Regions from separate parts of the Homo sapiens genome. Here region 1 is linked to region 2. A link is a loop called in an ENCODE intact Hi-C map of the cell type or tissue named here. Cell type or tissue: CD4-positive, alpha-beta T cell. All regions are shown on one strand. Each heading gives the region's core, and the rest is flanking DNA. Links, peaks and the distances in the headings are about the cores only. Region 1 overlaps NIPA1 (NIPA magnesium transporter 1). Region 2 holds the start of LOC283683 (a long non-coding RNA gene).

Region 1 (2,500 bases), core at 1-2,500, 47 kb before region 2:
AGAATGGTGTGAACCCAGAAGGCGGAGCTTGCAGTGAGCCGAGATCGCGCCACTGCACTCCAGCCTGGGCGACAGAGTGAGACTCCATCCCAAAATAAATAAATAAATAAGTAAAAAAAAATAAATAAAATACAGCTTTATAGTATAAAAATATAGATGGGCATCCAATGTATTTACCTTCTAATTATTCCACAAAAAGATTGCTTCCACTTATGTGTGCTTCTAACATCAACAACAGAAGTTGCTGATAAAAGCCAAGCAAGAGTGGATAACTAGTTCTTTGTAAATTAATGTATAAAAAAGATGTAACATAGTTTTTACAGATTTTTCTTTTTCTTTTTCTTTTTGAGACAGAGTCTCACTCTCTTGCCCAGGCTGGAGTGCACTGGTGTGATCTCTGCTCACTGCAACCTCTGACTCCTGGGTTCAAACAGTTCTCCTGCCTCAGCCTCCTGAGTAGCTGGCATTACAGGCTGCGCCACCACACCCAGCTAATTTTTGTATTTTTAGTAGAGACAGGGTTTCACCATATTGGTCAGGATGGTCTTGTACTCCTGACCTCAGGTGATCCGCTCACCTCGGCCTCCCAAAGTGCTGGGATTACAGGCGTGAGCCACCGCGCCCGGTCCTACAGAGTTCTCTAAGAAGGACTAAGAATAAATAAATATTCTTTCCTGACACCGGCACAGCCAGAGGAAGGCATTAACTGCCTTCTGAAACATTAACTGAGCACTGCTGTGCACCAACTTAACTCATGGACTTAATATTTGAAGTTCTTTTGCCTGTTGGTTATTAGATATGCAGAACTTATTTTTCCTAAGAAATAGTTTGGCAATTATGGAAAAAAGACAAAGTTTTATGACATATACTATCTAATTTTAAGATTTACCATAGGCTGGGCATGGTGGCTCACGCCTGTAATCCCAGCACTTTGGGAGGCTGAGGCAGGTGGATCATGAGGTCAGGAGATTGAGACCATCCTGGCTAACACAGTGAAATCCTATCTCTACTAAAAATGCAAAAAATTAGCCAGGCATGGTGGCAGGTGCCTGTAGTCCCAGCTACTCACTCGGGAGGCTGAGGCAGGAGAATGGTGTGAACCCAGGAGGCGGAGCTTGCAGTGAGCCAAGATTGCGCCACTGCACTCCAGCCTGGGCGACAGAGCGGACTCCGTCTTAAAAAAAAAAAAATTTACTATAAAACTATATAATCAAGACAGTATGGTACTGGCATAAGGATAGACAAACACAACGGAATAGAGTTCAGAAATCGGTCCATACATGTACAGCCAGATCACAGACTGAATGAAGCACCAGTACAATTCAATGGAAAAGTCTCCAACAAATGGTGCTGGACCAACTGGATGTTGTAGAGAAAACGTTGAAGTTTAATTCATGCCTCAGACCATCCTGTAACTCAACGTGGCTTACGGACCTAACGCTAAACACTAAAGCTGTGAAGCTCTAAGAACACACAAGAAGATGCCATTGTGACCTGAGGAGAGACAAAGATTTCTCAGGCAGAAATCAAAAGCACCGACCAGATAGGAAAAAAACAGACAAATTAGACTTCAACAAAACTAAACATTCGTGCTCCTCAAGAGGAACTTTTAGGCCAGGCGCAGTGGCTCATGACTGTAATCCTAGCACTTTAGGAGGCCGGGGCGGGTGGATCACGAGGTCAGGAGTTCAAGACCAGCCTGGCCAAGATGGTGAAACCCTTTCTCTACTAAAAATACAAAAATTAGCCGGGCCCAGCTGGGTGCGGTGGCTCACACCTGTAATCCTTGCACTTTGGGAGGCTGAGGTGGGTGAATCACCTGGGGTCAGGGGTTCGACACCAGCCTGGCCAACATGATGAAACCCCGTCTCTACTAAAAATTTAAAAAATTAGCTGGATGTGGTGGTTCATGCCTGTAATCCCAGCTACTCAGGACGCTGACGCAGGAGAATCGCTCGAACTAGGGAGGCAGAGGTTGCAGTGAGCCAAGATCACGCCACTGCATTCCAGCCTGGGCAACAGAGTGAGACCCTGTCTCAAAAAAACAAAAACAAGGCCGGGCACGGTGGCTCACGCCTGTGATCCCAGCACTTTCGGAGGCCGAGGCGGGCAGATCACAAGGTCAGGAGCTCGAGATCATTCTGGCTAACACAGTGAAACCCCGTCTCTACTAAAAATACAAAAAATTAGCCGGGCGTGGTGGCGGGTGCCTGTAGTCCCAGCTACTCGGGAGCGTGAGGCAGGAGAATGGCATGAACTTGGGAGGCAGAGTCTGCAGTGAGCTGAGATCACGCCACTACACTCCAGCCTGGGCGACAGAGCAAGACTCTGTCTCAAAAAAAAAAAAAAAAAAAAAATTAGCCGGGCCCGGTAGCAGGTGCCTGTAATCCCAGCTACTCAGGAGGCTGAGGCAGGAGAATCACTTGAACCAGGGGGGCAGAGGTTGCAGTGAGCCAAGATCACGCCACTGCACTCCAGCCTACGCAACAGAGTGAGACTC
Region 2 (8,232 bases), core at 2,464-4,963:
AGGGGCCAAACCCAGCCCACAGCCTCTTTGTGTATGGTCTGAACGCAGAGAAAGTATTTTATTTTTGTTGTTCTTTTGAGACAGAGTCTTGGCTCATCACAACCTCTGCCTCCCAGGCTCAAGCGATTCTCCCAGGTTCAAGTGATTCTCCTGCCTCAGCCTCCGAGGAGCTGGGATTACAGGCGTGCATCACCATGCCCCGCTAATTTTTTGTTTTTAGTAGAGATGGGGTTTCACCATGCTGGCCAGGCTGGTCTCGAACTCCTGACCTCAGGTGATCCGCCTGCCTCAGCCTCTAAAAGTGCTGGGATTACAGGTGTGAGCCACCATGCCCGGCCACTGTATTTTATATTTTTTAATAATTGAAAAACATTCAAAAGAAAAACAGTATTTTGTGACTTGCAAACATTCGGTGGACTTCATCTTTTGGTGTCCATAAATACACTTTACAGAATGAACGTCCCCTGCCCGCTGACGTGGTATTGTCTGTGGCTACTTTGGCACTAAATCTGCAAGGTCTCATGGCTATGACAGAGACCATAGGGTCCATTGAGACCTTAAAATATTTACTTTCTGGCCCTTTAGAGAAAGTAGGCCACCCCTACCCTACAGCTGGCTATAAATTTTACACATTAAAAAAATGCAACATTCTTAATTTTAAACTCAGTGTACTGGAACACTGCTCATCTCCCTTCTTCAAGATGAAAAGCTTCGACAGTCACCGGGAAGCAGACAAGAACCCTAAGTACACCTCAAGAGTTATTCTCAGGAGCATAAATTACAACACTTTACAACAGCAAAAGCAGGATGAAGTCACTGGAGGCCACGAAAACAACCAAGAGTAATTAGCACCACCAGCTCAAAGACCACACCACAACAACTTCAAAGTTGTCTACTCTTCCTTTCACTACTGTAGGGTTCAAAGTATACATAGAGAAAATCGAACACATACTACCGAAACACATTGCTTATGGAATGCTGGAGAGAAGGGAAGCGAGACCTCCCATTGGCCAGGTGTGGTGGCTCATGCCTGTAATCCCAGCACTTTGAGAGGCCAATGTGGGATGATCACTTGCACCCAGGAGATCAAGACCAGCCTGGCCAACACAGCAAAACCCCATCTCTACTAAAAATACAAAATACGGCTAGGCGTGGTAGCTTACATCTGTAATCCTAGCACTTTGGGAAGCCGAGGTGAGGGGATCACTTGAGGTCAGGAGTTCCAGAGCAGCCTGGCCAACATAGTGATACCCCATCTCTACTAAAAATGTGGCTCAGGCCTGTAATCCCAGCACTTTGGGAGACCGAGGCGGGTGGATCACAAGGTCAGGAATTCGAGACCAATCTAACCAACACGGTGAAACCTCGTCTCTACTAAAAATTCAAAAATTAGCCGGGCATGCTGGCGTGCACCTGTAATCCCAGCTACTCAGGAGGCTGAGGCAGAGGATCGCTTGAACCTGAAAGGGGGAGGGTAGTGGTGGCGGGCACCTGTAATGCCAGCTACTCGGGAGGCTGAGGCAGGAGAACTGCTTGAACCCGGGAGGCAGAGGTTGCAGTGAGCCAAGATCACGCCACTGCACTCCAGCCTGGGCAACAGAGCAAGACCCTGTCTCAGAAAGTAAAATAAAAAATTCATAGTCTTAATAATGGAAAACAAAAACATTTACTGAATGTCAAAACGTCTCCCTAAAAACCCCAATCAGTTGGGTTCTACGTAAAGAACAATTATGCTCTGCTTTCTAACCATGATTTTTAAAAGAACAAAGGACAAAAAAAGTCATCAAATGTGGTCCAGGCACAGTGGCTCACACCTGTAATCCCAGCACTTTGGGAGGCCAAGGAGGGTGGATCATGAGGTCAGGAGTTCAAGACCAGCCTGGCCAATATGGTGAAACTCTGTCTCTACTAAAAACACAAAAATTAGCTGGCCGTGGTGGAGGGCACCTGTAATCCTAGCTACTCTGGAGGCTAAGGCAGAGAACTGCTTGAACCCAGGAGGCGGAGGTTGCAGTGAGCCAAGATCATGCCACTGCACTCCAGCCTGAGAGACAGAGCAAGACTCCCTCTCAAGAGGAAAAAACAAAAACAAAAATTCATGAAATGTAATAAATAAAATATACACTTTGGATTTTTCCATGTACTTAGCTTTTCTAGAGCATCTTTTAGAATTATTGTTTCACAAAAAACACTTTGGGAAACGTTTTAATTTATTAACAAATACTGGAGGGCTAGGAAGAAGAGGTTAAAACTTTTCAAAATATAGAGAATGAATTACTGATACGTGTAAAAAAAAAAAAAAAAAGGTTGCTGACTCCAGTCATGGAAGGCACTGTCATATGGACACTCCTAGCCTCAGCATCTGGAGGTCCGGAAAGGGAAAATTTCAAGTCAGAGAGAATTCTATACATACCATTTATTTGGAACCTTCAGCCCTTAAGATCCCAACATTATGACCTCAGTTTCAACATAATTGTCCTCAGTCCTTGTATTGGTTACAAATACAAAACAAACAGCTCAACTGAACTAACTCTTTTCTCTCCAGAAACACAAACAAAAGACCTCATAAAAGGAGTGAGTTTCTAGCGGCCATAATTACTGCAACTTACTTCTCCAATTTTGCCCTCCACAGTTAACTCAACAGCTCAAAAACTATCAGTAACAAACAACAGTCACCATGATATGGTTAGGAGTGTAGCAGATTTCTCAACCAGTAATAATAATTAAGAAAAAAATTTTGCCTATTAATAAATCTCGTTTCCTGCACTTGCAAGAAACTAATTAAAAGGCAGCCCTGCACGATCTACAAAAACAGCCATGAAGACTGTTACATTTTAAGTTACAGGAAACAAACCTGATCCTCTAATATAGCAAGATACAACTGACTTCCCCTTACATACCCTAAAAAAAAGCCTTACACGAGAAATTTAAACATGGAAGCAGAAATACACCAAGAAAAACACATGTCAAACCCCACCTGTATATCTGTTTTCAACCATTCGGTGTCAAGGCGAGCCTGGGCAGCCAAACACAAAGATTCAGAGGGCATCTTTTCTCCAGCTTCCTCCCAGTTCTCAGGCCTGCAAGTAAACATACATGTTGAAGACCTAACGCTTTTTACTATTTTACAAAGACACTCCGGAAAGGTTTAATGCAGAAAAAAAACAAAAGAGAGAGACAGAGAACAAAAAGATGGGAGAGAAGAGCTGGGGGACCGGAGTGAAGTGCAGAGAGGGAAAGAGGGAACAGATGGAGGGAGAGGGAGGTGGGGAAGGGAAAGCCTCCTTCCAAGGTAGGCAGGGTGTGCCTGGTTTCTCAGGAGGCCAGATCACAATGTCATCCCCCTGCCCTCAAATCCAAAAGGTACACACACACATGACAGAAAGCCCATCGTTTTTTGTTTTGTTTTGAGATGGAGTCTCCCTCTGTCACCCAGTCTTGAGTGCAGTGGCGGAATCTCAGCTCACTGCAAGCTCCACCTCCCGGGTTCACACCATTGTCCTGCCTCAGCCTCCCGAGTAGCTGGGACTGCAGGCGCCCGCCACCACGCCCAGCTAATTTTTTGTATTTTTAGTAGAGACAGGGTTTCGCCGTGTTAGCCAGGATGATCTCCATCTCCTGACCTCGTGATCCGCCCGCCTCGGCCTCCCAAAGTGCTGGGATTACAGGCTTGAGCCACCGCGCCTGGTCAAGAAGCCCACAGTTTGAACGACAAATGACAGCAGCACGAATCTGCCGCTTTACCCTACAGCAGGGCGCCTGCGTGAAACAAATTACTCAAAAGGATCACCTGCAGAAAAACCCACAGCCACCACCACTTAGACATGGAGACAGACCCAAGGCTGCGCCGCGGGCGGTCCGCGCAGGCCCCCCGTTCGGCCGCCCGTCAACCCAGCGCCCGCACCTCCTCCGACGCTGGCAGCCCCGGTGCCCCAGGCCGGGACCTGACGCGCAGGGCCCAGCCGCCTCGCCCCGCTGGCTTGCGGACACAGCCTCCTAGCAGCCGCTGGCTCAGGCGGCGCCAGGGATCCTGACGCCTCTCCCGACCCCCGCCACCCGCGCTTAGGGCCAATCGCAAGGCGGCTCCGTGGGCGCAGCCAATGGGGAAGAGGAGCGCTTCGCCGCTCCTCCGGACTCTCCCGCTTCCTGCAATGCGGTTTATCTTCCTACTTGGGAGCCCACCGGCTGAGGCCAGGGGGCAACCGCAGGTGCCAGAAGGCGGGATTTCCGCGGCACGCACGCACACCCGCACTCCTACGGAAGTCAGTTTCTCACCACCTGAATTATTTGAACTTAGCACCACTAAACGTGGAGCAATCACGTACAGAGTGCTTCCAGACCTCATGTAATAGAAATCACTGACATCATCTATTTTTTTTTTTTTTGAGACAGAGTCTCATTGCGTCGCCGAGACTGGAGTGCAGTGGCATGGTAGCGGCTCACTACAACCTCCACCTCCCCGGTTTAGGTGCCTCAGCCTTCCGAGTAGCTGGGATTACAGGCATCTGCTACCACACCTGGCTAATTTTTGTATTTTCAGTAGTGACGGGGTTTCATCATGTTGGCCAGGCTGGTCACGAACTCCTGACCTCTGGTGATCTGCCCGCCTCAGCCTCCCAAAGTTCTGGGATTACAGGTGTGAGCCACCGTGCCCGGCCTATTTCATATTTTAAATATTAGAAAAGTAGAACTTGGCCAGGTGTGGTGGCTCACACCTGTAGTCTTGGCACTTTGGGAGGCTGAAGTGGGAGGATCGCTTGAGCCCGGGAGTTCAAGACCAGCCTGGGCAACATAACAAGACCCTGTCTATTCAAAAAATAAAATTAGCCAGGTGAGGTGGCACGTGCCTGTGGTCCCAGCTACTCGGGAGGCTGAGGCAGGAGAATCGCTTGAACCCCAGAGGCGGAGGTTGCAGTGAGCCGAGATCGTGCTACTGCACTCCAGCCTGGGAGGCAGAGCCAGACTCCATCTCAAAATAATAATAATAGTAATAATAATAAGCTTGGGCGGTGGAGGGCCATCCCCGGGCATTGGCCACATGTGGAGTGACCTGGCTTGGCTCCCTAGCAGCCAGCTTCTGGGTCAGGCATCTTCGTTGGTGACTTTCAGCTCTCCTGGTGTGGCCGTGAGTGGTGTGGCACTGCCGTGACCCATCTTTTTGTCTTAAAGATGCATCCTGACTTACCTCCACACTTGCACACTCAAGAATGCAACATCGTGATTAACTTGCTAAAAGAATATCACAAAAATCATAGCATCCGAACATTTTTTGGTCATTGCAATGATCTGGATCAGGCAATGAGAAAATAAATGCTTGAAGAATGAGTACATGGAAAAGAGGACCAAGAGCAGAGAGTATGGCAATTTGATGCAAAAGAGACTTTTTTTTTTTTTTTTTTTTTTTTGAGACGGAGTCTTGCTCTTTCACCAGAGCAAGTGCAGTGGCTCAATCTTGGCCCACTGCAACCTCCGTCTCCTGGGTTCAAGCAATTCTCCTGCCTCAGCCTCCCACGTAGCTGGGACAACAGGCCTGTGCCACCACACCCAGCTAATTTCTGTATTTTTAGTAGAGACAGGTTTCACCATTTTGGCCATGGCCAGGATGGTCTCGATCTCCTGACCTTGTGATCTGCCTGCCTCAGCCTCCCAGAGTGCTGGGATTACAGGAGTTGCTGTGTCCAGCCGCAAAAGAGACTTTTTAATTCTCCAGAGGAATCTGAAAAATAAATTGCATTTTCACTGGATGCCTTGGCTGAGAGAAGACCAAAAGGCTATGGGTTGGCCCGGGCATGGTGGCTCACACCTGTAATCCCAGCACTTTCGGATGCCGAGGTGGGTGGATGACCTGAGGTCAGGAGTTCAAGACCAGCCTGACCAATATGGTGAAACGCTGTCTTTACTAAAAATACAAAAATTAGCCAGGCGTGGTGGCAAGGGCCTGTAGTCCCAGCTACTCGAAGGCTGAGACAGGAGAATCTCTTGAACCCAGGAGGCAGAGTTTGCAATGAGCCAAGATCACGCCACTGCACTCCAGCCTGGGTGACAGAGCGAGACTCCGTCTCAAAAAAAAAAAAAAAAAAAAAAGAAAACGCAGAGTGCATAGCACATGGTAGATACTGACACTGCACTGAGTCTCTTACACACATCGTCTCATTTTACTCTCACAAAACCCCAGGAGTTTGGTATCTTTATTCTAATTTTTGAGAAACTGAGGCTCAAAAATATTAGGGATATGTCCAAGGTCACACAATGAGTAATTTGTAGATCTGAAATGCAGACAGATCTCTCATTCTGAGCCAAGTGCTTCCACAGCACAGAAGGTAGAGAAACAAAAGTTCCCTGTGGAGTTGTGGGATGCTTATTGAAGGTAGCTCATTTGGTGTGGAAACCAAAACACAAATGTGCATTAGTGGGAGTCAAGGAGGAAGGAGGAGGGAGGGGAGTAGAGAATTTCATTGCAGACTGAAGGAAGAGAATGCTAAAAATACTAATTTGTGAAAAAAAAACTTGGCAGTTTTAGTAATTTACTGGTATGAGGAGAAATAAAGTTAAAAGAGTATGAATGGTGTGGCGGCAGATCATATGAGAGGTATAGTGAAAATTTACAGAATCTGCTGACCCCAATGTCAACAAAATTCATGGGGCCCAGCTCTGTACCTGCCATGACCAAGTTTTAAATTTTTCTGTAGATAGGCTGTTCCTTCCAAAGCTTAGAGATTAAGCATATATATATATATATATATATATATATACACACACACACATAATTGTTTTTTTTTTTTTTGAGATGGAGTCTCACTCTGTCGTCCCAGGCTAGAGTGCAATGGCATGATCTTGGCTCACTACAGCTTCCGCCTCCGGGATTCAAGCGATTCTCCTGCGTCAGCCTCCTGAGTAGCTGGGATTACAGGCACGTGCCACCATGCCTAGCTAATTTTTGTATTTTTAGTAGAGACGGGATTTCATCACGTTGGTCAGGCTGGTCTTGAACTCCTGACCTCGTGATCTGCCCGCCTCAGAATCCCAAAGTGCTGGAGTTAACAGGCGTGAGCCACTGTGCCCGGCCACATTTATATATTTTTAATTGAAGCCACTAGACCTCAGCATGTGGTCTAAACAAAGGCTCTTCTCCTAGTTCAGTCCATTTTCCATGATATCAGGTTCTCCAAAGGATGAACCCAAGAGGTTCTTGTTAGCTGAAGACAAAGTGAAAGGCTGACAATGACATGCAAATTTAGTAGAGCAAAGAATACACATTTATAGTAGAATAATACAAGAATTTTTTCCTTTCTACCATACAAAAAAAAATGCTTACAATGCAGGTACATTAATTTTATATTAAAAATATCCTTAGGTTGACCTCTGATGTTTTGCTTTTGCACCTGCTGTAAGCCTTAAGGCATTTGGCATTCCCATTTTCACAAACCTAATTTAGTAGACTAAATAGCTATGCTAAGCATTTCACTTGCTTTCTATTATTGTTTGGCTGTAGACTATCACATAATGTGAATGTTATTGATTTTATACATGTTAATTTCTCCTACGACGTACTATAGCAAGCTATACCTTTAGCATTTTTTTTAGGTTTTTGGCTTATAGGAAGGTATCTCCTAAACCATAAAACTTATCCCATATTTTTTTTTTCATAATTTATTTATTGAGCTTTGCTGTATGTAGCTTTTTGAAGTAGATTTTATAGTTTAGAATTGTTGCTTTCCTTTTTTAATCTTTCACTCTTCATTTTTATTGAGCTATGAATTAACTATCTTTATTGTAGCGGTAAAACCATTTGTAATAGTCATAGTTTGATTGAGTGTACATAAATAAATAAAACCCCTACGTTAAACTGGGACGTGACATCAGCCTCTTTTTATTTTTTCATTTAAATTCTGAAAACACATGGAGATGAGTGTCCTTCGTTTCTACCTTAAATGGGTTGTTACAACTGAAGGTAATAGGGGCAGTCAGTTAGCACAAAACAAATGGGCAGCTACACACAAAGAACATTTTAAAGATAAAACATGGGTATTTAGAAGGTTGCTTCCATATGTGCTATGAGTTATGTATGAGTATCAAGGAGAGAAGACAGTAACAACTACCTGGTAATCATTTATGCTCTTATGGAGAACGAGCGGTGACTCCATAATGTCCCCAAAATGAGGCAACAGTCTGTCACTGTAGCAAATGATGAGAGGGCCCTTGAGCTAGCAGGCTGGGGCACATTCTACAACC

What was found. A loop is a pair of places that touch in the nucleus more often than their neighbours do. Peaks named below come from ENCODE experiments on the same cell type or tissue, not always from the same donor. Only the 100,000 strongest peaks of a DNase experiment are listed, where the experiment ranks them.
Region 1: it touches region 2 in a loop (2.8-fold over the local background); 3 of 110 quality-filtered maps call a loop at or near these places.

Annotation. Positions count from the first base shown.
Region 1 is chr15:22,803,533-22,806,032 of GRCh38, reverse strand. The region is part of intron 1 of NIPA1 (NIPA magnesium transporter 1); the gene reads right to left. Among named protein-coding and RNA genes, the nearest start is that of NIPA1, 18 kb to the right of the region's middle. In CD4-positive, alpha-beta T cell, for the core only: no CTCF peak of the experiment used is centred there; no DNase peak of the experiment used is centred there.
Region 2 is chr15:22,753,667-22,761,898 of GRCh38, reverse strand. It overlaps LOC283683 (a long non-coding RNA gene), which reads right to left and starts at 4,042. Exons shown (of 5, transcript NR_040057.1): 1 at 3,905-4,042; 2 at 2,978-3,080. It also overlaps the pseudogene LOC100132817. RefSeq lists a silencer at 3,791-4,020. In CD4-positive, alpha-beta T cell, for the core only: no CTCF peak of the experiment used is centred there; DNase peaks (open chromatin) are centred at 3,988 and 4,348; H3K4me3 peaks cover 924 bases.